Linked DNA regions of Homo sapiens: region 1 is linked to region 2. A link is an interaction called in ENCODE POLR2A ChIA-PET data of the cell type or tissue named here. Cell type or tissue: Caco-2. All regions are shown on one strand. Region 1 overlaps SIPA1L3 (signal induced proliferation associated 1 like 3). Region 2 overlaps SIPA1L3 (signal induced proliferation associated 1 like 3).

Region 1 (2,500 bases), 260 kb before region 2:
CAGAAGTATAGAAACAATAGATAAAAGTCTCCTCCTCATTTTTTTTTTTTTTTTTTTGAGACTGGGTTTTGCTCTTGTCGCCCAAGCTGGAGTGCAGAGGCATGATCTCGGCTCACTGCAATCTCCGCCTCCTGGGTTCAAGCAATTCTCCTCCCCAGCTTCCCAAGTAGCTGGGATTACAGGCGTGCACCACCACACCCGGCTAATTTTGTATTTTAGTAGAGACGGGGTTTCACCATATTGGCCAGGCTGGTCTTGAACTCCTGACCTCACCCACCTCGGCCTCCCAAAGTGCTGGGATTACAGGTGTGAGCCAACGTACCCAGCCAGTCTCCTCCTCATCCTTCCGCCCCATGGAGACAAGTCCAAAGAACAAATTGACTGTCACCTTCTAGATGGCCCTCTCAACCATGGTGGTTAAACAATAAATAAATAAGTATGGTGATATTCTAGACAACACTGCTGCAGCTCGCTTTGGTTTTTATGTAAGTTACTGGACTTCTTTTGCGTGTTAGTAAATATATAGATTTGTTATTACTTTAATTGGCTGCAAGCTGTTCCGCTGCATGGACACCCTATAATTTACACAGCCATTCTCATGTTGAGTGACAGCCACGCTGGCTCCAATTTTTTATTGCCAATAGTGTGGCAACGAACGTCCTTGTTCACAATCTCTTTGTACCCATGCTGTCACGGATAAATTCCCACAAGTGGAATTACTGGATCAACATTTTTTTTTCTTTTTTTTTGAGATGGAGTCTCGCTCTGTTGCCCAGGCTGGAGCCCAGTGGCATGATCTCGGCTCACTGCAACCTCCACCTTCCTGGGTTCAAGCGATTCTCTTGCCTCAGCATCCTGAGTACCTGGGATTACAGGCACCCGCCACCACACCCGACTAATTATTGTACTTTTTAATAGAGATGGGGTTTCACCATGTTGACCAGGCTGGTCTCGAACTCCTGACCTCAGGTGACCCACCACCTTGGCCTCCCAAAGTGCTGGGATTACAGGTATGAGCCACCGCGCCCAGCCACAGTTTTTTTGTGTTTTTTTGATAAATGTTATCCAATTGCCTTCCGAAAAGCCTGGGCTGATTATTCTCCCCCCAAGAATGGATGAGTTTCTCTGAGCGCTTGGTAGCCTGGGGTGTTATCACTGTTTACTCTTCACCCATGACTACACTCAAACACAGGAGGTGTGGGGGTGGGGTGGGTCCTGCATGGCGGGGGCAGGTGCCTGATCCCTGCTGACTGCCCTGCCCAGTGTCTGGGAAGTGGGATGGAGAGGGCGTGGCCCCCGGCCTTACCTTCTGCAGGTCAGTGTGCAGCTGTTTCAGCATCACCTCCAGCTGGTACACCTTGCCTGTCAGATCCAGGGGTGGCTCCTCGCTGGAAAAACCAGGGACAAGGTCAGCCTGAGGCCCTAAAGCCCCTGGGGAAGGCTTCTGGCCCACATCTGAGGAGCCTGGGGGTACAGGCCCCCTTATCCCTGACATTCTAGCAAAGCCTGAGGAGAAGCTCTGAGGGGAAGCAGGAAGCCAGCCCTCCACCCGGCACACTCCACCCACCAAGGGCACCTCTGTGGATGTGGACGGGGTGTTAGGAGCACCAGGCCAGGGGAAGGGTGGCTGCCCACCCTTAAGTGTGCGTTTTCCCTGAGGCTGGGCCGTGCATGTGACTTCAGGGAGGACCCCTTCTTCGTACCTCCAGGATACAAAGAGCCCACTCTACAGACACCTGCTGAGCACCTGGCGGGTCCAGGCACAGGAAGCACGAGAATGGACAGATGGTCAAAAGGACCTGCCCTTGTGGGCAGGACCAACAATGGTCCTGGCAGTGATGCTGACCACGTGGCCGTCACTGAGAGCCACCCCGCAACAAGCCCCAGACTGCCCGGCTCATCTCACAGAGCTCCTCTGCCCACTGTGGCCTTTGGAGGTGCTGCATGGCTACCACGTGCTGGTGCTAGGATTTGAATCAGGGGCCCATGGCCAGTAGCTGCCCCTCTGCAGATCCTCCCAGCCCTGGGCCTGCCTGGCCGCTGCAGAGAACGCGCAGCCCTTTCCTGCTTGGAGTTGGGGCTGAAGGAGGCTCCACTGGATGCCGTGCGTGCACAGGCACAGAGGCGGTGGCGGTCGGGGGCTGGCCCTCCTGCCTCGCCCACCCTTTCCTACAACCTTGCTGCTGAGTCTTGGGGATCTGCAGCTGCAGAGGGAGATGGGGGCAAATGGACTCCAGGAGCGCCGCCCAGGGGCCACAGGTCCCGCTGCTTCCCACAGCCCATGCTGCTCCTGCCCCTCAGCCCAGCAGCACCATCTGGAACTGCTGATTTCTTGTAATTACAGTGGGGCCTACGTTCGTGGTGGAGGTTGAGTTCTGAAGCCAGAGTGTGAAAAGCAAGAAGTCAAAATTACCCTCAAAAATTGCTCCCACTGCCCATGAAGTACAGTGCACGGATGGTTGTATATAGAACCCTGAACCGTGAGGTGTGCAGACGAGTG
Region 2 (2,500 bases):
AAAAAAAAAGAGAGAGAGAGAGAGAGAGAGAAAGAGGCTGGGTGTGGCTCACGCATCTAATCCCAGCACTTTGGGAGGCCGAGGCAGAAGGATCACTTGAGGCCAGGATTCCAGACCAGCCTGGAAAACCTGTCTCTACTAAAAATACAAAAATTGAAAGAAAACCTCAGCCCATGTTAAAGGGGACTGGGGCTATCCTTACTACCACAAAATCCTGCAGACCAAAGCCTGAACCCGCTGGTAAACCTTTCAACCCACTCACCACCCAGCATGACCAATCCCTAAACAAGTTCTGTTGGGCCACCCACTTCTTGTCCCCATTGCCACCACTCTCATCCGGGACTCTACTTCTCTCCTCACTGCAAAACAGGCTGCCCCTCACTGCCCTACTTCCACTCCCACCTTCAATCTATGCTCCACGCCGTAGCCAGAGGGCATGGGAGGACACTCTGAATCAAACCCACACCCTCACCAGGCTCCCCCGCCACCCCCGTCTCCTGCCCTCCCCCTCCTTCCCACCCCCACCCCACACTCCTTCACACGTCAAACTCATTCCAGCCTCAGCGCCTTTGCACCTGCTGTTCCCTCTGCTGGGAAAGCTCTTCCCTGATCTTTCACAAGGCTGGCACCTTTGCATACCACTCCACTCTCAGCTGGCATGTCACCACCCCGAGGAGGCTCTCCCCCAACGACCCCAGTTTTCCAGCCTCCCACAATCCCTTCTACTTCCAGGCGTGTCTCTCTCGCCATTCTGCTTTCCTGACTCCACAGCATTATTCATCCCCATCTGGAATTATCTTATTAATCTGTTTACTTCTTCCTTGACTGTGTCCCCCAACCTAAACAATGAACTCCAGGAGGACAGACCTTATCGGGCTCCGTCCCCGGCACTGGAAGCATATGTGATGTTCAGTAAATATTTGCTGAATGAAGAAGTTAACAATGGAATGAATGAATGAGTTTGCACATCACTGCACAATAAATCTTCTGCCCCCAGGAGGAATGTGTTGTAATCTCTAGCAGCAAAGAGGCCCTTAGATATCGTGCAATATAATGAATAACTGATCCCAAAGCATCTAAATGATTTCAAGCGTGCTACTGCTCTCAAGAATTTATGACCCAGACAACAGTGGCTGGGGTCAGGGCTCGCCCCTGGCCAGGTTACCAGGGCTTGCCTCTGCAATGGAGTAGAGCCCTTTATTGTTCTTTTGTCTAGGAATGGAGTTTCAGATCAGAAGAAATCCAAATACTCAAAAACCTCTTGCCCCAAGCATAAAGGACTAATTCCTTGGCGTAGAGCAGGAACTCACCAAAGACTATAAGGTCTGACAATGCACGACAGGGGAAAGAGAGAGAAAGATGGGAATGTCCACAGTCTCATTACTTCGACAAACACCCGCAAGGCCCCACCCGGTCAAAGGTAAGGCCTGGAGCAGCCGTGCCCACACAATGAGATGACTGGACTGGTTCATCTGTTTATTGGCAAGCTCAGGACAGGGTATGAGCAGTGGTGGAGACCGGCAAATGTCAAATGAATGAACATAAAAACAAGGAAGATTTGAATCTCTGCAGGAAAAAAAAAAAAAAAAAACACACAACAGATTAGAAACCACCAGCCCAATTGTTCAATAGTCATTTCTAAGGCAAACAAAAGTTCAAAAGAGCCAGTACCCTCAGGATAACTGAATAATAGATGAGGGGCAGGTTCTCTCTAGAGGAATAGTCCCACTAATAAATGAAGAGGTGGACAGAATTACAACAGCACAATTTTTGTACACCCCAAATGAAATAATGGCTCTGAGCAATGGTCATCCACGGCCACTAACACCAATACAGAAAGGGGCCCCCAGCTTTACATCCCTAACGGATACACAGCAACACCTAGGAGGACGGCTAGCCCTGCCTGCCAAAAAAGAAACAGTGTGTGTGTGTGTGTGTGTGTGTGTGTGTGTGTGTATGTGTGTGTGTGTGTACATCTCAAACCTGAAATTCACCTACTCTGCAAATCCAATGATTCATTTATAGGAAACACAGAGATAGAAGAATAAGTTAAACACTGCAACAGGGATATGATCGGTCAGATCCAGGCCTGATCATATACAGGACAAATGACATGGCCTTTCTGAACATATAAACTGCAAGAGAAAAACAAAGAAAAATCAAGCCAGGTGTGGTGGCTCACTCCTGCAATCCCAGCACTTTAGGAAGCTGAAGTGGGAGGATCCTTTGAGGTCAGGGGTTTGAGACCAGCCTGGCCAACATGGTGAAACCCTGTCTCTACTAAAAATACAAAAAAATTAGCTGGGCGTGGTGGTACATGCCTATAATCCCAGCTACTAAGGAGGCTGAGGTGGAGAATCGCCTGAACTCGGGAGACGGAGGTTGCAGTGAGCTGGAGGGAGGGAGAAGCCATAGATTAAATGAGGCTTCACACGCAGATGAACCAACTCCAATGGTGAGCCCTGTTGGGTCCTGATTGGAACAAACCAATTCTAGAAAG

What was found. ChIA-PET counts read pairs that join two places held together with the same protein. Peaks named below come from ENCODE experiments on the same cell type or tissue, not always from the same donor. Only the 100,000 strongest peaks of a DNase experiment are listed, where the experiment ranks them.
Region 1: POLR2A ChIA-PET joins it to region 2 with 7 read pairs; 2 of 35 experiments call an interaction of 5 or more read pairs at or near these places.

What each region holds. Positions count from the first base shown.
Region 1 is chr19:38,203,015-38,205,514 of GRCh38, reverse strand. It overlaps SIPA1L3 (signal induced proliferation associated 1 like 3), which reads right to left. Exons shown (of 22, transcript NM_015073.3): 21 at 1,307-1,388. Among named protein-coding and RNA genes, the nearest start is that of DPF1, 20 kb to the left of the region's middle. RefSeq lists an enhancer at 1,959-2,500. In Caco-2, no CTCF peak of the experiment used is centred here; a DNase peak (open chromatin) is centred at 1,253.
Region 2 is chr19:37,940,544-37,943,043 of GRCh38, reverse strand. All of the region lies in intron 1 of SIPA1L3 (signal induced proliferation associated 1 like 3), which reads right to left. Among named protein-coding and RNA genes, the nearest start is that of SIPA1L3, 35 kb to the right of the region's middle. In Caco-2, no CTCF peak of the experiment used is centred here; DNase peaks (open chromatin) are centred at 1,013, 1,113 and 1,413.